2 separate regions of the Homo sapiens genome follow, and region 2 is linked to region 1. Evidence: read pairs that join two places in POLR2A ChIA-PET (ENCODE). Cell type or tissue: GM12878. All regions are shown on one strand. Links, peaks and the distances in the headings refer to the core of each region. The heading gives the core; the rest is flanking DNA. Region 1 has its middle 40 kb from the start of LINC01800. Region 2 overlaps AFTPH (aftiphilin).

What was found. Peaks named below come from ENCODE experiments on the same cell type or tissue, not always from the same donor. Only the 100,000 strongest peaks of a DNase experiment are listed, where the experiment ranks them.
Region 2: POLR2A ChIA-PET joins it to region 1 with 7 read pairs; 5 of 35 experiments call an interaction of 5 or more read pairs at or near these places.

What each region holds. Positions count from the first base shown.
Region 1 is chr2:64,815,003-64,831,446 of GRCh38, reverse strand. It overlaps the pseudogene RN7SL341P. Among named protein-coding and RNA genes, the nearest start is that of LINC01800, 40 kb to the left of the region's middle. RefSeq lists enhancers at 1-26, 1-34, 1-548. In GM12878, for the core only: no CTCF peak of the experiment used is centred there; no DNase peak of the experiment used is centred there.
Region 2 is chr2:64,529,644-64,544,908 of GRCh38, reverse strand. The region is part of intron 1 of AFTPH (aftiphilin); the gene reads right to left. LOC105374773 (a long non-coding RNA gene) reads left to right here. Exons shown (of 7, transcript XR_007086343.1): 7 at 5,708-6,168. Among named protein-coding and RNA genes, the nearest start is that of MIR4434, 12 kb to the right of the region's middle. In GM12878, for the core only: no CTCF peak of the experiment used is centred there; a DNase peak (open chromatin) is centred at 10,288; H3K4me3 peaks cover 1,482 bases; H3K27ac peaks cover 1,757 bases.

The DNA.
Region 1 (16,444 bases), core at 6,124-10,123:
TGCCCCTTACGTGGCACGTGCCCTGGAAATTCCTGGGTGGTGCATGGCTCACCCAGTGTGTAGCCCGAGCTGGACTGACAGGCTTCTCTTAGCCTTGTTTGAATGTTTCCCGGTCCACACACCAGGCTTAGAGTCACAGACACATGGAACCCTGGAGCAGGAAGAGAGGGCACAAAGAGCTCATTGCTTCTGCAGCCACGTGCTTCCTGGAAAACAGCACAAGGGGAAAGGGGTTGTCTCAGTCAGTTCATCACAGCAGCGGGGTTGCTCTGGAACCTTAAACTGTTACGGGGCTAGGGGGCGGTAAGAATGCAAAACAAGGCCGGGCGCGGGAAATCTCAGCACTTTGGGAGGCCGAGGTGGGCAGATGACCTGAGGTCAGGAGTTCCAGACCAGCCTGGCCAACATGGTGAAACCCCACCTGTACTAAAAATACAAAAGTTAGCCGGGCATGGTGGCGGTCACCTGTAGTCCCAGTTACTCGGGAGGCTGAGGCAGGGAGAATTGCTTGAACCTGGGAGGCGGGGGTTGCAGTGAGCCGAGATCATGCCACTGCATTCCAGCCTGGGTGACAGAGTGAGACTCCATCAAAAAAAAAAAAAAAAAAAAAAAAAAAAAAAAAAAAAAGAATACCAAACAAACAGAGGAAAATCCTAAAGATATTCTCTCATTTGCTGTTTACCTCAGGACAGTGGCTGACCTGGTGGGGCCTGACCCAGTCAGACCTGTGGGTTTATACCTACTTGGTACAAATCCTTGGGCTAGTTTAAGATTTACAAACATGTTTCTTATTCCCTTGAATTCTAGAGCTTTAAAGCTAGAGAAACGTCAGAGAGCACCCAAGTCCCTCACTCAAATGAAGAGACCTAGAGGGCTGGGTGATTTGACCTAGGCACACTGTTCCTATTGTTGGTTAATCATGAGTCACACCTGGAACCCAAATCCCCAACACCTTACACCGATTGTCAAATGGGCATCCTCTCCTAACCTTAGGCCAGTTAGAGGTCTGGTGGAGAGGCAGTGTGGCTTATGACCAAAGGAGCTGGTACTGGGGAAACATTAATCAAATGAATAGTGTATCCCTTGGGTTAAGAACCTTATGTAGAAAAAATTTATTGTTTCAGTGGGAAACTACATATCACTTATAGCACACCACTCAGGGTTATGATATTCTAGCCCCATTCACTGCAGTCTCTACCTCTCAGGCTCAGTGATGCTCCCACCTCAGCCTCCTGAGTAGCTAGGACTACAGGTGCACACCACCATGCCCAGCTAATTTTTGTATTTTTTGTAGAGATAGGGTCTCTACAAAAAAAAAATTTTTGTAGAGATAGGGTCTCCCTGTGTTGCCCTGGCTGGTTTTTGAACTCCTGCGCTCAAGTGATCCTCCTGCAGGAGCCTCCCAAAGTGCTGGGATTACAGGCATGAGCCACCACACCCAGCCCATTGTCTTTTATTATTTTTTTGTTTTGTTTTTACTTAAAAGACAGGGTCTTGCTATGTTGCCCAGGCTGGTCTTGAACTCCTGGCCTCAAGTGATCTTCCCAGCTTGGCCTCCCAAAGCGCTGGGATTATACGTGTGAGCCACGTGCCGGGCCCCTTGTTCATTGTCTTTAGGCTATTTTGCGCATCCATAAATTGTAGGTAATCTGTAGATACATAAATTCTGTTCTGTCTGGTAGAGATTTGACTTTTTCTCACTCCCACTCACTTGGCAGGAAAAAAACCCACTTTGTCTTCATTTGCAATTCATCTCAACATTTCTTTACTCCATATAAATTTGTGTTGTTTTTTTCCTTTGAACCAATTATAACACCTATCTGGTTTCTTCATATTATTTGAGCAACATAAATTCCTTAACGTGTTCTTTTAAAAATATATTTATGGAAGTCATAATTTTACCTTTTAACAATGTCACACCTGTCTACTAAGCCCAGCCATCCCTCTGTGTGGTGCGGTGAATAGTTGCTAGATGGATTTGTTTCCATATCCACATGAGCTGCTCTTGGCTGAGTTTTTCTGAGGAGACAGTGTGTGTAAAGATGGCAGATAGGGTTGGTACAGGGTGACCTGGGTCCCCCAGCCCCATGCCATGGACTGGTGTTCCCCTTGACACAGTATCCAAAAACAATGTCAGAGAATAAGTCCTATCCCCTCTGAGAGCAGGAAGCTGGCTTAGAAGCAGATAAATGGCCAGCCCTTAGAAGCCAGGCTTACCTGGGCATAGTATAGCCTAGCTATATGTCTCTTTGGGTCATCTTTCCCAGGTTTGAATTTTCTTCTCTGTCTTTTTTTCCTTACGGTAATTAGTCCATTGAAGATAACAAAAGTATTTGCCTACTGCACTAAAAAGAAAGGGGGAAAAGGGAGAAGGAAGTAGGAAGAAATGAGGGGCAAACAGGGAAACAGGGAAGCAATGAGGGAGAGAAAACAAAGGGTAAGGTAAAGAGAATTGTCTTAGTCCATTTGTATTGCTGTAAAGGAATACCTGAGGCTGGATCATTTATAAAGAAAAGAGGTTTATTTGGCTCACGGTTCTGCAGGTTGTACAAGAAGCATGGTGCTGGCATTTGCTTGGCTTCTGCTGATGGCCTCAGGCTGCTACCACTCATGGCCAAAGGCAAAGAGGAGCTGGCATGTGCAGATCTCATGGCAAGAAAGAAAATAAGAGAGAGGGGGAGATGCTAGGCCCTCTTTAACAACCAGCTCTCATGGGAACTAATAGAGCAAGAACTCACTCATTACTGTGAGGATGACACCAAGCCATTCATAAGGAATCCACCCCTATGACCCAAACACCTCCCATTAGGCCTCCCCTCCAACATAGAGGATCACATTTCAACATGAGGTCTGGGGGGAAAACATCCAAACTATAACAAGAATACACTGGAGTAGTCTTCGCACCATTATTTCCTGAGCTATAGAAAATGATCTAAGGACACAGCATTAAGCAGAGATTGATGAGGCCATGCCCTTGGCACTTCTGATTATGTGACAGAGAAAGCCTCAGTTTGGTGCTGCTCTGTCTTCAACACCTCTCTTAACTTTTCCTTTCTCCCCTCTTAACCAAGGATGAGGAGGCCTCAGGCTCAGAGCCTGTGGTCAGCAACAGTATCCAGTTAGAATTTAATGCCACTGCTCTGTTTTCATTGTGTTTAGTTTACTGTTTTATAATTTCCTCCTATTTATAGCAAGAGATATTGGTTTTCTATTGATAAAAAGTTTCTTTTTAAAATAATTTTGCTTAGCTTTTTAAAGGAGAGCCAAGAGGGAAAAAAATCACTGGATGTAAAAAAATTAAGTAAATATTAGGATATGCAAAAACCGTGGCGGTGGCACAGCAATGACTAGAATTAAGGACTGAAATCAAGAAGAAAAAGAAAATAAGGCAAAGAAGAAAGGAGAAAGGCAGCAATAATAATGAGAGAAGAGAAACTGCTAGAATCGTGCTGAGGTGGGGGATACTAGAAAGGCAGAGTTGACCGTAAAGTGAAAAAGAGGACGTCTGAGAGGGACGAAAGAGGGTCTCGCTTTTGCATTTGGGGTCTGAAGCGGAGAGTGGGTGATTTGAGGGTGGTATTGGTGTTGTGTCAACTGTATAATGGCTGTTTAGGAGACTCTGGGGAGTTGTTCAGAAAACTCGAAGTGGTTTAGCATGGCTCTGACCTCTCGGAAAGGGAAAGGGGGCTCTACCATGGGTGGCTCTGTGACAATTTCTACAGCCTCTCTGCCATTAAACAGCGACTTGAGTAGATATCACTCCGTTTTTTCTTCTTTCTTTGTTGGTATGCATTAGTTATTTTAAAATATCTAATTGCAAGAACTCGTTCTGAGCAGCTCAAATTTTCGTGCCGAGGCATGAATTAGTGTCCAGTAACTCAGAGCTTGTCTGCTTCTCTACTTAATTTAGAGATATGCTGGTTGGCACAAGGCTTATGGTGCCAAAAAATCTTTCATTTCTGAAGCTTTCTAGCCAGCTCCATGAAAAATACCACCATAAATACTCAATCCAACAGCTCCCCAGACCATAGTCACAAAGCTTTTACACTGCATTTACCCGGAGCTTCCCGGCCAAGATCATCTCAGCGATACTTCTCCAGGGTCATTGGAAATGTTCGTGTCCTCCCACCACCTACCTGCCTTGCTGTGTACCACCTTCCTTGCACCCCTGGGTGAATAGGCCACGTGTCCAGATGCCAGGTTGAAGCTGTGGGCCTGATTTCCTGCAGTCAAATTCCTGCAGTGGTAAACCTTTGGCTCCCCAGCTTACCACACAGTGATTCCCTGGCCAGGAGAGGTATTGGAGGCTGAATCCTCCAACTTTTGGTGTGGTCTGCAGGGTAGATTTTCTCAGTTGAATTGTGTAGGGGGAGTAGGGAGAGAGGTCTTGGAAGGACATAGGGTTCTTTCCCCCACTCCACAAATTGCCCTATAATCCCCAGAGTTTATTCAGTCCACAGAAGCAAGCCAGTCTTGTTTTCAGAGGCCAGGCATAGACCGGTCACTAGCCAGCCACTACAAGATATATTGTGAGGCTCCCACTGTTTCTCAACCCTGGCTATGTGCTATTAATAAAACTAACTGGGGATCTTTAGAAATCATGATGCCTGAGGTCCGTCCCAGACCATTTAAATCCAGAGTCTCTGAAAGTAAGCCTGACCATTGGTACTTTTAAATTGAGATATAACTTAGATGCAGCAGAATATACAAATCTTAAGTATACAGCCTGATAAGTTTTTGCATATGTATCTATCTGGGTAATTACCACCTAGATCAAGATGTGGATCACTTCCAGTCTCTCTAAGGGCACCTTTCTGGCTTTCTGCAGTATGTGTGTGTATATGTGTATATATACATATACACATATGTGTGCATGCAATACATATATGTATGCACATATTAATATAGCTATATATAAAAATATATATGTTACATGTATATAACTATGTTCATATATGAGGGTAGTCATTTTGGGGTGGTGGTGTCGAGAAGGAAAAATGTGTTTTTCTTTTACCTGGCTTAGGTTCTCTAAGACCCTGTAAAGTTGACTAACAAAAGACATTTTCTCAAAAGAGAAAAATAAACAGAAGTTTATTAGCATGTGCATCCTGCTTACACAATGGAGTGCTCAGAGATGAGTAACTCAAAGGGGTGGGAGAACCCGGGTTTATATAGCATCTTAACAAAAGAACAATAAATTTTTAGAGAAGTGACAAGACAAAGAAAAATAACTTTTAATTTCTAGGGCTGCAAATTGTGGGAAGGCAAATATATGGAGGATCCAATGGAAGATAAGGGCTAGTGAGCAAGGTTTGCTGTGCAGATTCCTCCAGTGCCCTCTCTGGGCTGACGAGCATCTAAAATGGTCTCTGTTGATTAACTTCTGTCTTTTCTGGTAGACAGCAGAGGAGGAAACACCTTCACAAATTATATCCAGCTTTTAGGCAAATAGGGGGAAGGCAGAGGGCTTTTCTTGTACCTGCTTCTTCTCATTTGCCTTCAGCTTAAAATAATCCTTATGCCAAAGTGGCATATTTTGGGGTGGCACATTCTGATCCCCTTCAAAAGTAATATCAGGGCCCACTAGATCAAAAGCAGGACAGCCGACACCTCTTCTTTAGACTTTCCCAGTCTTCCTAACTGCAGGAAACCTATATCAAGCAGTCTGGGTCCATCTCTTGGGTCCCCTGACTAGGCTTGACTGGGAGGGAAATGCCCAGGACTCCAGGACAACTCTCACCCTAGTATTTACACTGTTAGCATTTAGAATGAATCGCTGGAAGGTGAGTGAGTGATGGGTTCAGAAAGGTAGAACTCTTTTTTTAAAAAAAATTGTAAATTTAACAAGTCCTGCTCAGAAGGTCCAGAACCTTTCTTTTAAAAAGGGGATGTTCTTCTCACTTCCCTTTTAAATTAGAGGCCTCAGCTGTACCCAACACAAGAAAAGCCCTATATTACCTCCCTGATATTGTGTGTGTGTGTGTGTGTGTGTGTGTGTGTGTGTGTGTGTGCACGTGTGGTTAAAATATACGTAACACAAAATTTACCATTGTAATCATCTTCTTAAGTTTACAATTCATTATTTGTATATTCACGTTAAGTATATTCACAGTGTTGTACATTAAGTATATTCACACTGTTGTACAACCATCACCACCATCCATCCACAGATCATTTTCATCATCCCAAACTTAAACTATGTACCTATTAAACAATAACTTTCCATTCCCCCTATCCCCCAGCCCCTGGCAACCACCATTCTACCTGAGTCTGTATGAATTTGACTATTCTAGGCATCTCATATAAGTGGAATCATATAGTATTTGTCCTTGTGTCAGGCTTATTTCACTTAGCATAATGTCTTCAGGATTCCTCCATGTTGTAGCATGCGTCACAATCTCCTTCCTCACTAAGGCTGAATAATGTTCCATTACATGTATGTATCGCATTTTGTTCATCTGTTCATCTCTTGGTGGACATTTAGGTTATTTCCACCCTTTGGCATTGTGAATAATGCTGCTGTGAACACTGGTGTGCAAAGAGCTGCTCAGGTGCTGCAGCATTCATATTTTTCCAGTGCTCCCCTGCTTATTCTAACATGCAACAGAGACTGACAACCTGAAATAACTGAAGGATCAGAAGCCGGTTTAAAGAATTGATTCACGTAAAAGGCTGAGATAGTCATTCAGATAACACAGACTCCAGAGAAATGGGGTCAGTGCCCCTAAGTTAAAAGTTCAAATCTTGCTTATATAGGAAGGAAACAAAGAAATTTAACAGGATTACAACATTTTCTATACAAGAATGGTTTATGAATTACGACAATTTAATTTGTCAGTTTTTTTTCCTTCCCTTAGGGCTTGTTTTCATTTCTTTTCCAATTTAAACTAGTATATTTAACAATCCATTTTAGATAATGTGATCACCATGAAGTCTCTGTGTGAGAGAGGTAAGAAGAAAGTTTATCTATAATGAAGACAAACAGTAAGAGGGAAAGGATCTTCCCCGGTGCCCTTTAGTCATTCATAACATTTTACAGAATAATGTAGGTAAGGAAGAAGGCTAATCTGTGATTAGAGAAACATAGGTTACAGCTGCCTAGGTTTCAGCCACCTATCACATGTCTCAGGCCCCATAATCATATTCCTTTAGGCTTAAAATAAAGTTTCAACAGCTCAGATTTTGAACTGGTTGTTTTCACAAGGTCCTCTGTTCTGTGGGTTCATGCCCTGTCACTATTCTCAAAGCCAGGCTTCTTTGCAGGGTAGCTGCGGAAGACTCAAAGTGGCAGAACCAGGCAATCTCTCAGCGTTTCTGACTGATCCCAGGCCATGGTCAGGCACTGCCTCCCTGGAGGTGAACTCCTGTCATCCTTTCTTATCAGCCACATCAGCATCCCCGAGCCCTAGAAGATCCTGTGCCTCTTTGTAAATTGGCCCCCTCTTTGCTTGAAACCAACTCTGCATATCAAGGATGGTAGACAGGCCTTTGTCTTCTACAAAAGATGTTGCCGCACCCTTTTCCCACGGCAGGGAGCACCTTTTAGCCTTCACATTTACATGACTAGAAGGGGCCACTGAAGGTATTGTCATAGAATAAAGAAAATCTTGCCAGGTGAGGTAGTAAAAAATCTTGCCAGGTGAGGTGGTAGCATGACTGTAGTCCCAGCTACTGGGGAGGCTGAGGTGGGAGGAACCCTTGAGCCCAAAAGTTTGAGTTCAAGCTGGGCGATAGAGCAAGACCTCATTTCTAAAAAAAAAAAAAGTATGCTCCAAGATGACTTTCTGCTTCAACCAAGTCCTGGGAGCTGCTGGCAGCCTTTAACTTGATGTTTCTTTAGCTAAAAAATATCAGTTTTGCACCCCGCTACATTCATGGGTCTACACTGTGACAGGCTCTGGCCTGGTATCTGAACCTGAACTGTGCATAGAGTGGCATTGGCAGAGGCTGCTTGGGTACAAAAGGGTCACTGTGCCATGTGGGCTGGGGAGAGGTTCATTTCACCCCCTAAAGGGGTACCCAACATGGCTTGCTGAATAGTGAGGGTCCCAGGGATGATGGCTGCACAGTTGTCATCTCTAAGGCTGGCAGCCCAGGATCCCTGAGTTGATGCCCTGGACTGGGACCTCGGCTTCCTCACAGACTGGTAGAAGTGGACATGCCAATGCTTGCCTTGGCTTCCATGGCCAAGTCGTCTGTGAGCTCATGGTGCACCACTGAGGCCTCCTAAAATGAAAGTGGGAGGTCAAAGTTCAGGGTTATGCAAGCAGGAGCCTAGGCCAAGGAAATTTGAAGTTTTACTGCTAATGGGACCTCCTGGCAGAAGCAGCCTTGGAATATTCTGATTCCTGGATAATCCTCAAATGCTAATCAATGAATAGGGAAACTGATTCTTAGAGGAGTAGTTTCCAATCTGTCCCTTTTCCAGAGCTATAGCCAGTTTAATCTGAATTTCATGCTCCAAAGCTCCCCGTCCCCTGGGGGTGTGATATGAAGTAAAGTGGTCAAGGTTCTGAGAGCAAGCCTGGCTTCTAGAGATAGGTGTACCCAAATGGGAATGGTAACCCCTAGAACAAGTAGCTAGAATTAGCAAGGCTTTCCAATCTTCTGGTTTTCATAGAAGTTCTTGCCTTGAGGACTGAATGGATTGATAGCGAGAGCCTAGAAATTAGGTTTGCCTGTTAGTGGCCAAGCATTTCTGTGGCTACTACCTTCTCTAGACCTCCTTAAGGTCAAAGTCTTCTCTAGTGTAGGGGTGTGTTAATCCGTTCTCATGTTGCTATAAAGGAATGTCTGAGACTGGGTTATTTGTAAAGAAAAGAGGTTTAATTGGCTCACAGTTCTGCAGGCTATACAAGAAGCATGACACCAACATCTGCTCAGCTTCTGGTGAGGGAATCAGGAAGCTTCCAATCATGGTGGAAGGTGAAGGGGGAGCCAGCATGTCACACGGTAAGAGCAGGAGCAAGGCCAGGGGTGGGGAGCAGGGAGGTGCCACCCTCTTTTAAGCAACCAGATCTCATGTGAACTCAGAGTGAGAACTCACTCATTATCCTGAGGACAGCACCGAGCCATTCGTGAGGGATCCACCTCCATGACTAGTGAGTGGACCCACTAGGCCCACCTCCAAACACTGGGGATCACATTCAACATGAGATTTGGAGGGGACAAAACATCCAAACCATAGCAAGGGGTGAAGAGAAAACTTCCCCTTCACCCTCTAAAGGCTTGCTGAAAATCAACTGACCAAAGACAGATTAATAGGAGAAAAGGTATACAAATTTTTATTTTTAGGTGTACAGCTCGGGGGAATTGAAGGAGAATAATTACTCAATAACCCAACAAGGTACAGATGCTTATACACCCTTCTTCACAGGACAAGGGAGATGGGAGAAATGTGGCAATTCGAAGGATAGTAAATAATTTTTAGGGGAAAATAAATGGACTTGGAGAGCATACAATGGCCTGGGACAAAGTCTGTTGAGCCTGCAGAGCAGGTTTGTGACAAAAGTCTGTCTAGGTGTGTTGACAGACATCAGTCTTTCTTCCTGCAATATCAGTTCAGTTAATGAAAACTTGGGAAAGGGACCAGAGGTCATTGTTGTCTTCTTTGGTGAGTCTGAACTTTAGGCAGATAAGTGATCTTTGGAGAACAATTTATCCCGTGCTTTGGAAGAGACAGAGAATTGAGAAACAGGACTAGGCAGGGAGTGGCGGGGAGGTCAGAGAGACCTTGCTGGGCATGGTGGCTCACGCCTGTAATCCCAGCGCTTTGGGAGGCCAAGGCAGGCAGATCACCTGAGGTCAGGAGTTTGAGAGCCTGACCAACATGCAGAAACCCCGTCTCTACTGAAAATACAAAAGTAGCCGGGCGTGGTGGCACATGCCTCTAATCCCAGCTACTCGGGAGGCTGAGGCAGGAGAATTGCTTGAACCTGGGAAGCGGATATTGCGGTGAGCCGAGATCGCGTCATTGCACTCCAGCCTGGGTAACAAGAGTGAAACTCCGTCTCAAAAAACAAAACAAAACCAAACAAACAAAAAAGAGAACTTGAGGCTGCTTCTTCAGTCCAGCATGTCAAAGCACCATATTTTAGAATATCAATTTCTGAGCCCCAACATATTTAATAATGACCATTCAGCTAGACAGCCAGGAGTGGCTGCCTTCTCTTCATCAGAGCAGGAGCTGGAGCTCTGAAGAAGGAGGTAGGAATGGGGACCCTGGCCAAGAATAGGGTGTTAGGGACTCCCATGCCTGCTTGCAATTATCTTCCCCATGCTAGGCTCCGGCCCCCAACAAGCTTTAGTGCAAGTCACACTCCTATGCCCTGAAGGATACAGAAAGGCCACAGGAAGTTTGCCATCTGATAGAGGAGGGAGTCAGGCCTACCTATAAGATAAGGAACCAGTGCCCCAAATAAAGCATGAGCAGGGAATGCATAGTTCTGTTCCCAGAGGAAATAATCCTGAAGCTGTGTGATGTGGTTCTGTTAAGGTTGCCCCATTATTTTCATACAACTTTGGTATTATTTTAAGTAATAGCAGAAACTAACATACTAAGACTTTATTAGAGTCAGATGTGTGCTAAGAACTTTTTAATCTAATTTGATTTTGTTAGAGACAGGGTCTCACTCTGTCACTCAGACTAGAGTGTAGTGGTCTGATCATAGCTCACTGTAGCCTTAACCTTCTGGGTCAAGCCATCCTGTTGCTTCAGCCTCCTGAGTAGCTAAGGCTACAGAGCATGTGCCATCATGTCCCAAATTAAAAAAAATTTTTTTTTTTGTAGATACAGGCTCTTACTATGTTGCCCAGGCTGGTCTTGAACTCCTAACCTCAAGAGATTCTCTCAACTTGGCCTCCCAATGCACTGGGATTATAGGCGTGAACCACCACGCCTGGCCCTTGTGCCATGTACTTTAAATTCATGGAGCTATTTAGTTGCCATGACAACACTAGGAGGAAAGTACTCTTACTATTATTATTTCCATTTTACGGATAAGGAAACCGACCCTCAAAGAAGTTAAATGCTAGTCCTAAAATGGTCCACCTGGTAAGAGGTGGAGCCAGAATTTTAGTCCACTTTGGTCCAATCTTGAAGTTTGAGTTGTCAATGTGATGCTATGCTGGACATTTGAAAGTACCTAGAGGAACATTGAAGGCAGCTCTGAAGAAGTGGGTCCTGATTTTGGCGTCAGTACTATCCAGCTCTGTGGCCTTACAGCAGTCCCTGTCAAGGGTTCGGTTTTCTCCCTGCTTGTTTTAATGGTTGGGCCAAATGACTACAAATGTGCCTTTCATTTCTAAAAATGCTCTCAAATCTAGGATTTTCAAGTTCCTAAAAATGAAACCAACTTATGCTCACTCTTGTTAATGTCTAAATCCGGAAGAACATTTACGAGGCAAATAAGGTACAGTCATACCCACTCACTCTCTGGCTTCCGAGGAGACTGCTGTGAAGGATGAAGTGTGGTGGCAGGGGTGGGAGAGGGGTACGGGGGTGGGGAACCCACAATCGTGTTGACAGGAACTCACTGAACATACTCTAGTATTTGTACAGTGTGTATCAGGATAGACTGCTGTGTCAAACAGCCCCAAAGTTTTAATGGCTTAACCCAAGAAAAGCTTATTTCTAACTTAGGAACAGCCCAACCTAAGTGTCCTAGTTGGCTCTCTCCAAGGGGCTCTTCTCCAGGGAGCGTCTCAGAAACCCAGGCTCCTCCTCTCTCATGGTTCTGCCTGTCTGCTGGGCCCTCAGAGTACTTTGTTTTTGGTTGGAGAGAAGTTTTAGTGTGCAGGAAAATAGCATATTTGACTTCTGTTCCATTGCATGGGCTAGAATTAGTCACATGGTTCCACCTAACTTCCCACAACAAACTGGGACATAGGGAACTTACTCTATCAGTCATAAAGACGCTCCACAGATGTCCTCTCTGGTTGTTGATGACCCATTTTCCCACCATGACTGTTCATGTGACAAACCTGAGTGTCCCTTGGGAGGAATAAAATGACCCCCCTTTCCTTCCTTGATTCTCTAAAAGAAAGTAATGGAACTTTCTTTAAAGAGTGCAAGAACTTTCTTCAGGGTCTTGTCCTGGGATCAAAGGTAACAATAATATTAATAGTAGCTAGCATTTACTGAGCATATATTATACATCAAGCAGCTACATGCATTATCTTAGAGTGAGGGCAAATCTCAAGGTCTGGATGAGAAGTGTAAAATTGAGCAATGATGCAATTGTATTTACTTTTTCTATAAATGACTTTAATTTCTATTTTGAATGTCCATTCTGCTAGGTGGCAGCATCCTTATTTCATTGATTTGGGTCCCTGCCCTATCCCAAGTTTTGTCTAAGTTCCCAGGTGATGGGCGGTAGCTAGGACTTGCTATTACGTGTGCTTATCTACCCACAGTGGCACCTGTCGTTATGTTGCAGTGTGAGGGCTGACATTCTTGCAGGCTTCTGCTTGATGGTCCTCCTTTACTCCATATCTAAAACCCATCACTCTCTTTGCTACCTCAAAACCACTTCGTAGTTCACAGGGAGCAAGCCACTGTTTCCAGCACCTGGTTCTGACCTACAGCCTTTCTGTCTGAGCACATTTTGAAAACAATTCCTCTGCCCTGGGGACAGGAGGCACCAGTCCTCTCTGCTTTCCTGTCACTCATCATTGCAGATCAGGGACTCTAGATCAAGTCCCTGGGCAAGGAGCAAGCTGCAGGCCCCTCTCTCAGGGACCCTGCCAACTTTCTGCCTCGCTTTGCTTCTTTCCTCCCTTCCATAGTCCTGATAATCCCATATTCCTGGAGACAGGGCAATCTGATTGTTTTTCCAGTTCCAATATTTAGGGCACAAACTTGACACCTTCAATTATTTCAGACTTATACTTTTTTTTTTTTTTTTCTGAGACAGTCTTGCTCTGTCACCTGGGCTGGAATGCAGTGGTGCAATCTCGACTCACTGCAAACTCCACCTCCCAGGTTCAAGCCATCCTCTTGCCTCAGCCTCCAAGTAGCTGGGACTACAGATCCTGCCACCAAGCCCAGTTAAATTTTGTATTTTTAGTAGAGATGGGGTTTTGCCATGTTGGCCAGGTTGATTTCAGACTCCTGACCTCAGGTGATCTGCCAGCCTCGGCCTCCCAAAGTGCTGGGATTACAGGCCTGAGCCACTGCGCCAGGCCCAGACTTAAACTTTGCAGTTCAAAAGGCTTTCTTCTGACAGCTCCTAAACTGTTGTGCTGCTTTTCTGTCATGTCATTTGCCCCCTGAGGCAATGAATGCTGCAAGGCAGTAAAAGACTACAGACGAAATGGGAGAAGGCCAAGAGATATAGGACATAAATACAGTGTTTAAAAAAAAAAAAAACTTAAAAATTTCCCAAAATATTTTCCCTGTCACAATCTCACTGAATTCTCAGTGACCATCCTGCAATAGAGGTGCCATTAATATTTCTGTTTTTTAAGAGGGTCACATTGGCCAGGTGCGGTGGCTCGTGCCTGTAATCCCAGCACTTTGGGAGGCTGAGGCGGGAGGATTACCTGAGGTCAGGAGTTCGAGACCAGCCTGGCCAACATGGTGAAACCCCGTCTCTACTAAAAATACAAAAATTAGCTGGGTGTGGTGGCACACGCCTGTAATCCCAGCTACTCAGGAAGCTGAGGCAGGAGAATTGCTTGAGCCAGGAGGCGGAGGTTGCTGTGAGCCGAGATTGTGCTACTGCACTCCAGCCTGGCAGACAGAGCGAGACTCTGTCACACACACACACACAAAAGAGGGTCTCACTATGTTGCCCAGGCTGAAGTGCAGTGGTTATCCACAGGCACCATCCCACTATTGATCAGCCCTGGAACTTTGACCTGCTCCATTTCTGACCTGGGTTGGTTCACCTCTCCTTAGGCAACCTGGTGGTTCCCTGCTCCTGGGAGATCACTGTATTGATGCTAAATTTAGTGCAAACACCTGATGGTCACAGCTCACTGCAGCCCAGAACACCTAGGCTCAAGTGATCCTCCCGCCTCAGCCTCCACAGTAGGTGGGACTACAGGTGCGTGCCACCACACCTAGCTACTATCTCTGACAAAAGAAGACACTAAGCTACATTCTTAAGATACTTTGCAAGGACACTTCTCCATGTACTACGTGTGGAAAAAGTTAAGGTTATTTTGAATTGGCAAAAAGTTAGGATTGGGGTACTTAAAAGGTATTCACTGTTTTTTTTCTTTTAAGGGTGAACATAAACTCACTGATCTAAAATCTTGCCTAATGACAAGTCTTAGACTTCTTTAACAAATTCCTAAGGCACACTTGAAATTTGTAAGTAAGCCTATTATTTGGAAATGGATAAAACAACAGGTTTGTGAACTATCCTCTTAATTAAGTTAAACTCCCTCTTGCAATCTCTTCTAATGATTAGCTTATTAGAAAAATCCTTTTGTTTGCCAAGAGTGTGAATGTAAAGTTTGCTTAATTATTCGGTAATATTGATTGAGGCGATTTTGAGGCCCCTGTCTAAAGAATAATTAGTTTTTAACTCTCTAGTTTGCAGCGTTTCCTCCCCTCAACTTTTGAATCTTTCCCTAAAATTTAAGTTTTTTTCTTTTTCTGTTTTTTTGAGACAGAGTTTCTCTCTGTCGCCCAGGCTGGAATGCAGTGGTGCAATCTCAGCTCTCTGTAACCTCCACCTCCTGAGTTCAAGCAATCCTTGTGCCTCAGCCTCCAGAGTAGCCGAGACTACAAGCACGTGCCACCATGCTCGGCTAATTTTTGTATTTTTAGTAGAGACGGGGTTTTGCCAGGTTGGCCAGCCTGGTTTCAAACTCCTGACCTCAAGTGATCCGCCCACCTTGGCCTCCCAAAGTGCTGGGATTACAGGCGTGATCCATCATGCCTGGCCTGAAGTTTATTGACTGAATACTTGCTGGGCACTGACTGGATGCTGGGGCCTGTGTGGGCACTGGGGAAGCAGGAGGCTTTATGCCCTAAGGTGGGGCCTGGAAGCCTCTCAAAGGAGAGAAGGTAGTGAGGCCATGAAAGAGGTACTTAGAATGAGAAGTTTAAGGCAGTGCCTGCCTCAGACCAGGTGCCAATTAAATGTTTGAGGTATGGATCAAAGTTGTGTTGGGGAAGAAGGAAAACCTTTTTCCTCTACCCTCTTAGGTTCAGTGACTGGGACCCTGCAAAATAAGCTGACAGGTGAACAGGAGAAAAATGTTCATTTGATATGCCTAGAGAAGACCTCTCAGAAATGAAATGAAAACTCTAGAAAGGTGGTCAGACCACAAGCCTTATCTACCATCCAAACAAAGGGCAATGTATTTGTGGAGAAGTGGCAAGACAAAGGAAAAGCGTTTTGAGCTTCCAGGGGTGGTTAATTGTGGGAAGGTGAATATATGGGGAAGCCAATGGCCGATAAGGGTTTTTAGTAAAGTTTGTGTGTGCAGGCTCATCTCAGTGCTGACTTGCCATCTTCTTCATGGCCATAAAACTCCCCTGAAAGGACTGATGGAAACTGTCATTTCTCAGAAGTTTCTGCTCTTAGATAAAGAAAGCTTTGAGAAGTCTTTGTGCATCTGTTGATTCTCAATGGCATTCAACTCAAAATAACCCATACAACAAAGTGGCATATTTTCAGGCAGTATATTCTGCTCCCCTTCAGCTGCAGGGGATGCTAAAAAAAATAAAATAGGAAATACCTTCTATACCTTCTCTAGTCTCTCTTGGGAGAATAACTCAACTTCCCATAGAATGCTCCTTCGCTGACCTGCCTTGACAGAATCTCAGTGCCCCAGGGTGAGTGGGCCTTTCTTATATCCAGTGAAGCACATTCTTACCTTAGTCTCATAGAGCCACACAGCACAGCAGAAAGATTTGGAGCAGCATGGGACCCAGTATCAGGGCTGACCCCAACACAGACAAGCACATGAGCCTTTGGAGAGAGTGGGTTACCACAGGGGCAGTAGCCGGGGATGGGTGTTGGGGAACACGGCTAGGGCTCTCATTTTTAAAAGAAACCTGGTAAAAAGTTATTCTTGAAGCTCACAGAACTTTGCTCGGGATTCCAGACGACACTTATCACAGAGCTTCCAGAGAACTCCTAACCTAGATATCTAGGGGATAGGCTCAAGTATCTCCTAGATGATGGGCCCTAGCCCATCATCTTATGGTGGAAGGAGGGATGCCTGGCACCTCAGAAGTCTTGCAGGCATTTCCAGATCCTCACCTTTTGTTGAAAAGACAACAGCTTCCAGTGGGTAGTGGGAAGATTCAGACCTTCTCAATGGAGCTTGGTGCCGCCTGTACTGGCCTCTTTATTAAGAGGTATCTAAGTGTTGTTGATATTGCCACTTATTTCCTTTGCAAACACTAGAATCAATAATGGCCATTTTTCAGTGGTTAGGCAGGTTCATAATGAAGCCTGGAGGTGTCTCTAAAGGAAGGAGT
Region 2 (15,265 bases), core at 7,807-11,806, 290 kb after region 1:
AAAAAGGGGTCACCAATTGATGGCGAGAACTTGCGCTGCTGCATGATCCCCTGCAGCAGGTATTGGCTCTGACCCAACTTACCCTTTAGAAACCTAAGAGAGTGCCACTGCTTCTAAGTGTCCTTGAACCAATCAGTGTAGGGGAGACTCAAAACTTTCCAGAAAATTCCTGTGTCTAGGCCAACTCTACTTAAAAGAAGTTTCATGTTAATTGAAGTATTACTTGTATAATGAATTTACAAATAAAGTTTCATTTCTATAATCCACTTTAACACATAAAATATGGGCTTTAAATAGCTGTTCCTGCTCAACAGGGGAAAAAAAGGATAGATAAGCTACTTTAGTACTGTGTCTGGCACACAACAAACAGAACAAATGTTTCTTCATCCTTCGTAATGGACTACTTTCTCCATCCACACCACAAGGAGTCCCAAATAGTCATCTAATTTCTTTATAACCTGTACAAACAAGCAAGCATGTGTGTGTGTGCATGCATGTGTGTAACTTGCCATTTTTATGTCTACTTATTCTAAGACCTGTTAGAGGGGAGCAAATAAATAATGCCGCTATTGTCTTGCAAGCCACTGTATACAAAAACAGTTGACAGGAGGGTCTCATAATTGGGTAGCAAACAGGATATCCTAGTAGTCAGAGCATAGAGATAGAGAATTTGGGTGGGCTTCCTGTACTTTGGAGATTTATCTATGAGAAATCACATCCTTATCAGGAGATTAGGGGACAATATAGGTGAATAAAAATAATTAATAGAAGTGCAAACTGAAGCCGACTTTCAGGGCTACGAACCAGGAAAATCAGAGGGTTTTGGGTTTGGGAATTCTGGCATAGAAGGTCCAATATAAAGGGGTCAGGGAAACAGTTTAGAAGCCCAATAGCAGTCAGCAATGGAACCTAAGCCCCAAGCCAGATTAGTAGCCAGGATGGCAGGGCATACAACAGGTGAAGGTGATTCTGTATTAATCTTCCACCAAAAGAGAAGCTGCACTTGCTTATGGAATTCTAACCTCTAGTCTGAAATGGTCATGGAAAAGAAGAGATGATGAGTCTGTAAGTTGTAAGCTCTGGGGTCAAAAGGCAAGATGGGCTTGAGAAGGCAGAAGGAAGGAATGGGGCCAACAACTGTCTGAGACTATTTGGCCATTTAAAAATAGTTTCTCAAGAAAAACAAAGTTGGAGGACTTAAACTACCTGATATCAAGACTTGCTTTAAAGTCACATGGTCTTGTGATAAAGATGCCACTGCAGTGTGGTGGGGAAAGGATAGACTCTTCAACAAATGATGCTGGATTAACTGGATAACCACACAGGCAGGAAAAAAAATATCTGATTCTAACATCTTATACAGAAATAAGCTCCAGATAGTTCATGGGCCTACATGTGAAAGGTGAAGCAATCAGCCTTCCAGAAGATAACAGAAGAGATTATTTGTATGACCTTAGGAAAGGCATAAATGTTTTAAACAAGAAACAGAAACACTGATTACAGAAAAGATTGATATATTGGACTGCATTAAAATTTAAAACTTCTCTTCATCAAAAGAATACCATAGAGTGAAAAACCAAGAAAGCCATTGCCTGGGAGAAGATATGTGCAAAACATGTAACTGTCAAAGAACTCATATCCAGAATATGGAAAGAATTCCTACAAGTCAATGTGGAACAATCCAACAGAAAAATGGCCAAAATATTTGAACAGGTATTTCACAAGACAGGATATCCAAATAGCCAACAGCATATAAAAAGTCATCAGGGAAAAATGTACATTAAAACAACAATAAAATACCACTATACATCTACCAGAATGACTAAAATTAAAATTATTCTCTCCACAGCCACTTTTGGTAAGGATGTGGAGAAACTGTGATTCCCACACTTTACTGGTGGAAGTATAAACTGGTACAGATATTCGGAAAACTGTTTGATAATATGTACTAAAACTATACCAGACCTTCAGTACCTGGCACATTCTGTGCACTAAGTAAATGATCAACTACCATTATATTTTAACTTTCACCAACTCTGTGGCTAAAATAATAACCTATCTGTAACAAAACCTAAGTCAATGTTTGCTTAGTTGGCACAAACATTCATATGACTCTATATTTTAAAAGGTCACTGAAAGAATAAGTCACTTAAGAAAAATATGCATAACCACACTAAAGATACATGAAGTTGACTTTATTGCCAGTTTTTCTAACCAATCCCTAGAAAATATAAAACTTGACTTATATAACTATATAATTTCATAGGCTTGGGGGCATGGGGGCGGGGGGATGCTGATAACAAACTAAATCTGAAGCCCAAGGTTGAAGGACTGAGATCATAACCTCTAAACAAGCTCAAGGGTCCAGTGACCAGTCTGTTAAAAGATGGAAGTTTTGAAGTGAAATAGAAAAATGCAACCCGGAAGTTCTCACTGGTATCTTGAAGTAAACTGCCTGTAGCTCCTATTTGGTTAGATGAACAACCACAAGAATTTAGAAGGTGCTTGGTTGGGATGGAAAAGATTCATCACATGTGGGAAATATATAGGGTATTCCCTACGTATTCCTCTAAGGAATAGTTAATCCCTGGTACCCTCCTACCCCCAACATCCACACACAGTATCATGCACCCTAAAGGTCCATGGGCTCACATTTGAGGGGGGTGGAGTGTCTCTAAGTAAGAGGCCCTCTAGCAATCTTTCCAGAATCAAACATCGAGAGTTCTTTCCAGACAAGTTAAAAACATACAGCACACACTGCTCAACTGGGAGAAACTCCCATCCTTTACAGGGTACCAGCCCAGCTGTATCAATGTGTACATCATCTTTCAAGGACAGATAAACTGACCTAGATTATACAACCCAGCTTCACTCTAAACTTATTTTTATAGGGACCAGGATGGAGGGTGAAGGAAAAGATATTGTAGAAAGAAGGATGGTGATAAAAGGGAGAAGAAAAACAACTGTATCTGAAATATGCTAATGACTTCAATAGTATCAATGACATTAGCAAAGTATATTTAATGGATGACAAAAAATAATCACCATCTTTTTACCACAATATGTCTGAGGTTTATAATTAGTCACTTGGGTGAGTGAAGGAAAAAACAAAAAAGAAAAACCGTATTTTCTTTAGAAAAATGAATGAAAATGTCACGTAAGCATTAACAACATCAATTTACATTACAAGTGTTGCCTGGTGTACAGTAGTTCAAATTCTTCCAAATCTTTATAATATCCTTATGGAAATTTTAAGGTCATATCAAAATGTACTGTCAATGAATTTGCCCAGCCTACATTTCTGCTTGAGTCATAAAGAAGTAGAAAAGAGCCCTTCTTCTGAACCACATGAAGATTTGGGTTTTAGTTAACTTTTTGGTTTTCAATATATTTAGAGTGCTATGATATCACAGTTGTTTTCACAGCTCTAAATTTTAAAATCTACAGAAATAATTGTTTTTTCTTTTTGGGTGTTTTTTCTTTTGTTCTTAGCATATTAGCACAACAGAAATTAATACAGGCAGAGCCTCTAATTAACTTGCCAGCCTAAAAACAAAAACCCAAGATATCAGACACCAACTGTATGTCACTGAGTCACCAACTGCATAATATGTTATTTAAGATGACATTTGTTAAATAAATAGTATCTTCCACGTGTTTTCACTCCATGTTTACACCAATGTCATTATTAATACTTATTGAGTGCTTACTATGGGCCAATATTATGTGAAGAGAACTCGTGAGTTATCTCAATTATCTCCTCATACTATCATATGAGGTGGAAATGCTTCATTTTAAAGATGAAGAAATAAAAGCTCAAAGAGGTTAAGTAATCCTACAAGGTAGCATAACTAGTAAGTGGTGAATTAATCACAAGTTAATCAAACATTTTATAAGTGTCTTAAAATATTAGACGTGATTGACGGCAAATATTACAATTATAAAAATTCTTACAAAAAGGCTTCTGAGTGGTTCAGAAAAAGGTTTCTGAAACCTCCAAGTAACTTGGAAGGGGAAAGATTTTTACAAGACAAGAAAGTACAGTATAACCAACAAAAATGCCAAGCAGCAAATATCTTGTTTCAGTATTAGTGTATATAGTACAAAATATGAGCAAACAATGAAAATGAGCAGCAAAATACCTTTATACTGAAGTTGATCACCCTAAAAAAGCCACACTGTCAATAGTGACAACAAAAAATTTTGTCTTTCTAGTTTTGATGTCAATACAATTGACACATAAAAGTAAAAATATATATATAATGTCAGTTACATGAGCTGCAACACACGTTCACTTTTCAAGTGCTACTTACCTTGTTAAACAGCAATGAGTTATTTGAGAGAAGTTGGTTTTCAAAAATTCCCATGAAAAATTTTTTCTTCTACCGAACATTTTAACCTTCTACACAAATTCATAATAACATATTTTATTTGCATTTGGATAGTTTCATGTAATAATTAAACAAGATAAAAATATTAGAGATTGTTGTACCTTTAACTCATCATATCAGCTGACCATATTTGAGAGTTTACTAGCTATTTTTCCCAAAAGGTACTTCAACATAAAATTGAATACATAACATTGGATAACTATTGATAACAAGGGCAACAAAATGGAAGCATCCACGAGGATGGATGGATTAGCCCTTGGAAAACATTTTTTTTGCCCTAGAACTCTCAGCTTCTATTATATAGATGCAGAATAAATTAGTCACTCTAATTCTCTACTCTCATATCCCTGAAACTCTGCAATGAAAATAGAATCTGAAAGGCAGAAACTGCTTTGATTTCATGTCCCTTCACTAAAATCTTGCTTACATCCACAATCTTGTCTACAGATAATCCCTGGACCTTCTGTTTTTCTTCTCAACTGCTTGCTCAGGGGCTTTTAAAAATTTTCCATCACTATTGATCCTTTCCTATAAACGTTCAGCCTCTTCCATACTCAAAACAAATCAGAACAAAACAAAACAAAACAGAATCCTCTCTTCTGTGCGCCCTAGCTCTTCTCCTCCTCACCACCAAGCTTCTTGAAAGAGATGTGCCTATTCACTCTCTCGACTTCCTAACTTCCCACTCACTCCTCAACTCAACACAATCTGGCTTCCATGCTACCGCTCTACCGAAACTGCTCTTTCAAGAGTTACTTTATTTGAGCTCAAATGACTGTAAATGTTGTGTAGGCATAGACCTCTGTTGTTTACCATTGCATCCTCAGAGCCTGGCTCACAGCAGGAACTAAATATATTATCATCATTCTTGCTGGGGCATTTATTCTACTAACCACTCTTGAATTGTGCTCCAACTCACGCACACTCCAATTAGATTTCTATAACCACACCTCTGGTCTCTTAGTGCTTCACCAAATAAGTTATGAAATATCCAAATGTAATCAAGGTAAATAAGTGGGATTTGAAATGTGGCCTGAAATGTGATGAATGTGGGACAAACAACCCAATCATTTGTGCTGCAACATGTCTAAAGAGAAAGTATGTTAAGAGGGGCAGTACATTATATGCAAGCTGCAAAAAACCCTAGCTAAATGACAAAAATTTGTAGTGAGTTTTTAGACCTGCTATCATGAATATTTGCTTTGATTTGAGACAATTCCTCAGCATAAGCAGAGGTGTCAGTGAGTGTCGCCAGAGCATAATGCTACACTCTGGATAGTCCAACTAATTTCTTTTTCTTGTTCTCTGCTCCCCAGGACTTTAATACTTCATGAAAATTTTCCCACAGAAGATTTTGCAATCAGCTGACATGAACAGCAGACATGCTTTAAAGTAAGTTTCTTGCTGTAAAGTTTTAAATTAGCATTTTGGTCAAGACTAAGTTAAACCTCAAGTGACTAGTGTATACTGAGAAAAAAAATCCCCAGAAAAACAAAGTAACAAACTACTGTGTGGACTTTCAAAATGAAAAAATACCACTCTAGTCTGTAACCTAAAAACGTAACTGTGGCAGCTGCCATTCCTCTGACAGTGCTGCTTTCTACATCACAAACACCCACCATGAGAGCAACTCACCTCTTACAGAAAGAAGCATTTACTAAAGGTTATAAAACTGCAACCAAGTGCAGTTAGAGTTCAATTATCTGAGCCACTAAGAAAGTAAGCAACGATGTCCTACATAATCTACAACTCACAAATTTGGCCTTAAAATATGACCTAAGTAACAGCAGATTTACCTCACAAATTAAGTCTTTGCCAGGTGCTATTAATTTTACTTTAATTTGTTTTCTTACCACCCATCAATTAAGAGAAAAAGATGACCTGGAGGCAATGAAGTGACAGAAGGAAACAAAACAATTAACCAAACTTAAAGACAGTCATAAATGATCCACAGATAATAGCACACATGATATTTTTCAGGGAATTATTATAAAACAAACTTCATATATCTGAAAAATCAAATATAAACACATTCCAAAATAGTGCTCAAGAGTGTATGCGTGTGGAGTGTACACAGGTAATGCCACAAATGGGTCTACCGATACTAATAACTGCACAAAAACTATGGAAGGAATTCCATGGAGAACAAATTCCTAGCTGGTTGACCTTTTTTAATGATGGTTTTGCTTGGTTTAAAGTTTTACTTTTTCCTGAGAGGTAGAAAGGCTAAAGGATAAAAGAAAAAAATATATAACATTTATTTGCAGGGTACCCAATACATCTGGTTAGAAACAACTTGAGAATTGGCCCGTCATATAAAGCAGAATTTTTCACACATTTTTCCCCTATGACTCACAGAAGAAATACATTTTACATGATGACCCAACATACATTTTAAAAAAAAAAGTTTCGCCAAACAGTATTTACCCTTACTCTCTATGTACTCTGATTTTTAGTTCTATTTCATTTTTTCTTAAAAGCTGGTCATGACCCTCTTAAATTGATTTTACAAACCAGAAATAGGTTTTAATATAAAGTATAAAAAAGTATTCTTTCCATCTCATCCAATTCCTCCAAATCCAATTACTGCTTCTAGCATACAAGAGGAGGGAACAGGGCTTCTTTTAAAACAAAGACTTCCTCCCTGATCTGGTGCTTACAAAGACAAAATGCATTCTTAAATTACATTATTTCAACGAACCAAGTATTTGATAAAATGAAAGTGTTCTTTTTCTCTTTACAGAATTGTGTATAAAAGTAATAAACGAAAATTACTATTTATTTTTCAAATTCATACTACCTTCAATCTAGGAAGCATGCTACTTTAAGGATAACATTTTAAAAAACATACAAACATAACATAAAACTGGAACACTTTGGCAAATTTTAACAATTTTCACTTTCAGAAAGCATTTAGCAATTGTTTAAGTTTGCAAACATTAACTTTTCTGGTCCAGTATCTACAATGTAAAAGTTCTCTAAAAGATACTATTGGTAGGAGTATATATTGGCTCACACACCCTATTGCAGTTTAGTAGCATACGAAACATTTTAATGAATTCTTTTTAAAATTTTTAATTTTTTAAACTTTTATTTTAGGTTCAGGGGTACATGTGCAGGTTTGTTACATAGGTAAATTGAGTGTCACGGGGGTTTGGTGTCCAAATTATTTCATCACCCAGGTAATAAGCATAGTACCCGACAGGTGGTTTTTCCATCCTCACCCTCTTCCCTCCTTCCACCTTCAAGTAGGCTCTGGTGTCTGTTGTTTCCATTCTTTTGACTAAGCAATTTCATCTGCAAGGATGTATTCTACAGAGGCATTCATGCAAATATACAAAGATATTTCCACAAAGTATTGATTCCAGTATTGTTTGTTCAATTTTTTAAAAAGCAGCTGAAAACAGTCTATTAATAAGGAAGTGTGTAAATAAAAAGTGCAGCCATTAAAAAAGAGAAAGCTATATTACTAATAGGGCAAAGTGTCTAAAATACATTTTTAAGTGAAAAAGCATTTCTGAAAAGCATTCTTCTTCTTCTTCTTTTTTTTTTTTTTTTTTTTTTTTGAGACAGAGTCTCCTTCTTTTCCCAGGCTGCAGTACAGTGGTGCAATCATGGCTCACTGCTGCCTCTGCCTCCTGGGTTCAAGCAATCCTCCCACTTCAGCCACCCAAATAACTGGGACTACAGGTGTACACCACCATGCCCAGCTAATTTTTAAATTTTTTGTAGAGACAGTGTTTCGCCATGTTGCCCAGGCTGGTCTCAACCTCCTGAGCTCAAGCAATTGACTTACCTTGGGCTCCCAAAGTGCTGGGATTACAGGTTTGAGTCACCACGCCCTGCTGGCAATTCTCTTTTGATTCTCCTACTTATATTCTATCCCTTATCCTTCAATGAATCTGATTGCCCTGGCTTCTCTATATTCTTTTTTTTTTTTTTTTTTTTTTTAAGATGGAGTCTCGCTCTGCTCTGTCGCCCAGGCTGGAGTGCAGTGGCGCGATCACTACAACCTCCACCTCCCAGGTTCAGGCGATTCTCCCACCTCAACCTCCTGAGCAATAGCTGGGATTACAGGCCTGTGCTACCATGCCCATCTAATTTTTTATTTTTATTAGAGATGCGGTTTCACCATGTTGGCCAGGCTGGTCTCAAACTTCTTGACCTCAGGTGATCTACCCACTTTGGCCTCCCGAAGGGCTGGGATTACAGGCGTGAGCCACCATGCTCAGCCGCTTCCCTATATTCTTATCACTGAGAAATCTCATCCCCCTTTTGTTTTTATCTGTTCATAATGCTCAAACCTTACCTATATGTCTGACCTCCTGATCTGCCTACCCAAATGCCTTTTTAAAATCTCTCTACCTGGATGTCTCAGATGTATCTCCTATTCTCCAATTCCACGACTGAATTCAACCTCTACTCAAAAGGTGAACAGAAACCACTTGTTCCTACACTATATTCTAAATTCTAAGTCTAGAAATCTGAGTGTTACCCCAACCGCTCCCCCTCTACCACAAATTAAATCAATCAAGTTTCTCCCTCCTTAATATCTCTTACTGTATTTGTTTTAACATCCCACAACCTATACCTTGTCAGGGCCTCATTATTTTTGGCCAGGATTACTGCAGTCTACTTAAAACTCCTTATCTTAGCCAACATGGCTAAGATACTCCCTCTTTGTTCCAGCCAGACAAAATTACCTCTGGATTCTCCACTGGCATGGTTACCTCTAAGTTGTCACACGTCATTTCTTCTAATGTATTGTTCTTATATGTCCAAAGAACCCACTGACTAAGCCTTCAAAATTCTATTCAGGCATGAAGTTTTCTATCAAGGCTGGAGAACTGAGATCACCTATATTTACTAAGTTACTATGTGATAGGTACTGTGCAAGGTACTTATTCATACACCAGTTTATTCATACATTCAGTTTAATCACAAAAACCCATTTTACAGAGGAAGAAACAAGTCACATAATCTGTTCACGGTCCCACAAAGAATAAGTAAGGAAAGTGGGACTCAAAGCCAGTGTTCTTTTCGTTGTATCAGGTTTCTTGTCTGAATTAATCCTCCTTTATATCTATTTCCTATTACATTTAACAAAGCAAATCACATTTGTTTCCATGTTTTTTTCCCCTAATAGGTTCTCAACCTTAGCTTTCTATTAACTTTTTTCTCTAATAGAATGGGTAGACCCAAACATCTTTTTTAAAAGTTTCGAAGATGATACTAAATGGGTTAGTTAAGGTTGAAAACCTTTGTGTTAAGTTCCCAGAGTACAGGAATGCCAATGGACTTTATAACTCCAGGGATGACATAAATGTTTCTAAACTGAACTGCTAAACTCATTGATATAGGTAAATCACTGCAATAGTACTTTTTCCTACAAAAATGTTTTCTCTTATGATTTGGTTGTATAAATATTTTAAAGTTGTGTTGTACACATTTATCTGAGACTAGCACTAAGAAACTTAACATTCTTAAGATTTCAAAAACAAGGAGTTTACAATATTAAATCGTCAATACTCTTCTTAAAAATGAAACTTGAAAAATTTACTTAAAAGGATCAAAGTTAAAGCACTGTGACAATTTTTGAAACAACACATAAGTATTTGAGACAGCTCTAGATTTGGGAAATTCCATTTTGGAAATATTACTACTTTCTACTTAACCAGAAAGTTTATGAAATCATTTGTTTATTCCTTTTTGAAGCTTCACTTATAATTAGTATATAATTTAAATGTTATGGAATTCTCAGAAAAAAAAAAAAAACAAGCTTAAAGAATTAAACACAGTTTCACTTGCAGATGAACATAAAGAAATGCTTATGTGAACAGCAACACCAACAACAAAAAACTTCCCTACTTCCAGAAACCAGGGTCACTGCTAATCTGATTAAAATCTGAACTTTTTAGTTACGTGTAACACTTGCCCTGTGCTTTGTGTAAACTTATGAAACCTAATGAGACAGAAAACTATCATCCGCTGGCACAGAATCTGAAATATGGAAAAGAAGAGGAAGTGGTAACTTGGTAACTTAACTATAAGTAAGAAGTGATGAATACTCAAATATTCTGTTTGGGCTTCAGGCGAGAGAAAATATGAATTTTTGATATCTGAAACTCTTAGTAATTTTTTTTTGAATGAAGATATTATCAAAAAATAGTAAAAAGTATAAAAAGAGTTCAGTGTAAAAAGAGTTAAATTATCTCTTAATAAGTTCATTGCTTTTTATAAATAGCCACTAAAAACAAAAGCCTTAAGAAAATAAATCAATGCTTCAGATTTTGAGTGTCACTGTAGCAGAAGTATTTTAGCTGCAAATACTCCAGGTCAACATTTTTGCATCCACATAATAAACAAGATGAGAGATGATAAACCACAGCAAAACTGAAAATACTACAAAACTTAAGCAATCACCAAGAAGAAAACACCAAAAACCTCACTTGGGAGGGTGGCTAAGGCAGAAACACTATTCATTTCAACCATTTAAAAAACTGTGGCCTCACTAAAATGTAAGAAAATATTAAAAATCCTACTCCTAGGAGTTTTGCTTTGAAAAGTATCACATGTCACTTAGAATGATTTAAAGAATAACAAGTGGTAAATAATTCATTAATCACTTAGGAAGGATCACTTTTATTACCTAAATACAGAATTGTTAATTTTATATAACATAAAAATTGAATCTGTTAGCAATATAGAATTTTCATATTTATTAAGTTTATTGTTAGGTATTTTACCTTTTTCTGCTCATGTAAATGGTAGTCTTCACTTCCACCCTAACTGGCAAGCATTATTTACATAAACAAAAGCTCTTGGTGGTTATATAGTATACCATCACATCACTAGCAAATCGGGGTAGACTTACCTTTTCCTTTCCAAGTCTCATAACAATGGTGATAGGCAGGAATCTAATATTCACTCTTAATTAAGATATTGATTTCTGAGTTGAGGTGTATGTTTTTATTGTCTTACAGAATTATTCAGTAATTCTTATTTTAAGTTGCTTTGTTAAAAAATCACAAATGGGGTTTTAAATGCCTTTTCAATATTTATGAAGATAATTATGTAAGTTTTCCTTAGATTTTTGTTTGTTTGTTTGTTTTTTGGAGGCAGGGTCTCACTCACTCTGTTGAACAGGCTGGAGTGCAGTGGTGTGATCTCAGCTCACTGCAGCCTCGACCTCCTGAGCTCAAGTGATCCTTTCATTTCAGCTTCCTGAGTAGCTGGGACTACAGGTGCCTGCCACCATATCTGGCTAATTTTTTATATTTTTTATAGAGATGGGGTTTTGTCATGTTGCCCAGGCTGGTCTCAAACTCTGGAGCTCAAGCAATCCACCCACCTTGGCCTCTCAAAGTGCTGGGATTACAGGCATGAGCCACCACACCTGGCCTAGATCTATTAATACAGCAGAAACATCAATACCTATTCATAATTGTCTTCAGCTTGTTTGATAGTTAGGAAGCCCAGTTTATTTTCTGCAGGAAAAAGGTAAATGTTTCCAAAGAATCAAATAAGCATTACGTAAGATTATCTACTTAATTACACATATGTCAAACGGTATGTATTTAAACTTATTTGATCTTACTCCTTGCCTTCATTTTTACACAAAGTGGGCTACAAAATAAATTTTCCCATAGGTATTAAACACACTCAAATTAGTAATACAAGTTTATCTAGGTTTCATCCTTACTCAATTTTCCCAAAACAATTTCATCTACCTAAGGCTTTTATTAATAATTACCATATTCTTGGACTCTCAGATTCATCTTTACAGCCTAGCCAAGCCAGTTCCCTGCTTAGACCTCTCCACTTGATTCCACAAAGATCTCAAACTGAGCTTAACAAGAACAGAGCTCAAGCTCTCTTCCCTTAAAGCTGGTCATGTTCCAGGGCTCTCTAACCCAGTTACCATACCAGAAACTTAAGATCCCCTTTGACAAAGCTCCTTATCCTTTAATATCTGTAACAAATGATTTCACCTCACAAATCCCTCAATTCTGGAATATCTACCTCTTTTCACCTCTGACTCCACTCTGGTCCAGAATGCCATTATCATCTAAACTAATCTCCCTAAGTAGTATTTGATCATGCCCAACCCAAGTAATCTTTTTAAAAGTCAAATTTGATCATGCCAATCCTCTTCTTGTGATAAAGATTTTTTTAAAAAAATTTTTAACAAAGACTTTAAACCATTCCTCTCTCTCCAGCCTTACTCCTCCTTTCCCTTATTGTTTTCAATGCTCTAGGCTAGGCCTTCTTCCAGTTTCTGAAAGGTAGATAATTAACATTCCCTTGTGCCACAGGGTCTTTGCACTTACAGTCCCAGTGCCTAAGACATTCCCACACATCCTTCAATTTTTAGGTGAAAGATCAATTCCTCAGGTAAGTTTCCTAACACCCTCCCTCAAGTCCTCCTACACATATTTCTTTCAGAGCATAAGAACCATAGTAAGTTATAGTTTGTGATCAAACACTTGTAACTTGAAAAATTACCGTGCAACCCATGTATACTACGAAAAATATATTGAGAGGTTTAAATGTAATATGTAATTTTAAAAAATCTATGTATTCCTTTCTATAAGAGTTAAGTTAATCTTATATTTTTTCTCTAAATAAAAAGTGTCATTTCTAGAGCTGGGCTGTCCAACTGACAACAATTAAGCCATATATGCAATTAAAAATCTTCTAGTAGCCACATTTAAAAAGAAACAGATGAAATTTTATCTAACCCAAAGTATCCACAATATTATTTTAACATGTGACCAATGTAAAATATTACTGATATATTTCACATTAGTTTTTAAAATCTGCTGTGTATTTTACACTGAAATCACATCTTAATTTGGGCTAGTTTCATTTCAAGTGACACATTTGGCTAGTGGCTACTGTATTAGACAAGATAGTTCTAGAAGATAGTACTGTATTTTTTTATACTTAAATAGCTTGCTAACAGAATAGGTTAACTTAAAAAGAGCATGGCATTAAGCAAGATTAATCTTATATCAAATAAAGGCATATCTCAGGTTTAAATCATTCAAAAATTTTAAATTATGCAAACATTCCACACTGCTGAAAAGCCTAAATTCAAAATAAAAATTCCAGTAATTTAAAAACTGCATATTACTGATCATCTGAGGAAATAAGGGAGATGGGGACCCAACCACTGCTGGTAGGAGTGATTTTATTATAACCTCTTAGAAAGTAACAGGCTTTCCCTCTGACTTAATAACTCTACTTCTAAGATTTGATCCTATGAAAATAATCAACAATAAGGTCAAAGAATTATGTACAAACTTTTTCACCAAGATGCTCTTCTATGATGGTAAAATCTGGAAAACCCACATTAGTGGGAAATAGCAGAGATAACTTGAAAATGGCATTCTACACAGTCATTAAAAAGCATGGTTTTTTTCATTTTGTGGTGTTTTTTTTTTTTTTTTTTTTGAGATGAAGTCTCACTCTGTCACCCAGACTGGAGTGCAGTGGTGTGATCTAGGCTCACTGCAATCTCCACCTCCCGGGTTCAAGCAATTCTCTTGCCTCAGCCTCCCGAGTAGCTGGGATTACAAGTGCCTGACACCACGCCTGGCTAATTTTTGTATTTTTAGTAGAGACGGGGTTTTACCATGTTGGCCAGGCTGGTCTCAAACTCCTGACCTCAAGTGATACTCCCGCCTCGGCCTCCCAAAGTGCTGGGATTACAGGTGTGAGCCACCACACCCAGCCAAAAAGCATGTTTTAAGGAAAATTTAGTAACATGGAGAAATGCTCACAATTTAATAAGTAAAAGAAAGATCAACGCAATATGATTCATATGTATATGTATGACATGCTCACATATCCACAGTAAAAATAAAACAGGAAGAAAACCAAAATATTAACAGTTTTCTTTTTGTAGTATGATGACCAGTGATATTTTTCTTCTATTATCCCTCTTAACATGTATTTATTGAGTGTTACTTTGTGCCAGGCATTAAAACAGAAGGGTTCCTGCCATCATGGGCACACCCATTTTCTTTCTACTTTTTTTCCACATTTTCCCAAATTTTCTATAATAAGCACATTATTTTTTCATAATTTTAATAACTGGAAAAACATAATATGATGTAGATAATGATTTGGGTAAATCAGTTGCCAGGGGACATTTTTGGGTGAACTGGGGAAGAATCTGAATATGGCCTTGAATATTAGTTTAGATGACTAAACTGACTTAAAACAAAAAAAACTACAAAACACTACAACAAGTCTTCATTTTGGTAAAAAGTACACATATATATTAAAATGTGTAGGAAAATATGCATTATTATATAAACTGTAACAGTGAGGGATTTGCTTTTTTTTGTTGTTGTTGAGACGGAGCCTCACTCTGTTGTCCAGGCTGGGGTGCAATGGCATGATCTTGGCTCACTGCAACCTCCACCTCTCAGGTTCAAGTGATTCTCCTGTCTCAGTCTCCTCAGTAGCCAGGATTACAGGCGGCCGCCACCATGCCTGGCTAATTTTTCTATATTTTTAGAAGAGACGGGGTTTCACCATGTTGGCCAGGCTGGTCTCCAACTCCAAACCTCAAGTGATATGCCCGCCTTGGCCTCCCAAGGTGCTGGGATTACATGCGTGAGCCACTGCGCCTGGCTGAGGGATTTTTTTAAAGTAATTTTTCCAGCCTGGGCAACATAACAAGGCCCTGTCTCTACTACTAATAAAAACAATTAGCCAGGCATGGTGGTGTGCGCCCGTGGTCCCAGCTATTTAGGAGGCTGAGGCAGGAAGACTGCCTGAGCCCAGGAGGTCTGTGCTGCAGTGAGCCATGATCACTCCACTGTACTCCAGCCTGGGTGACACAGTGAGACTCTGTCTCAAAA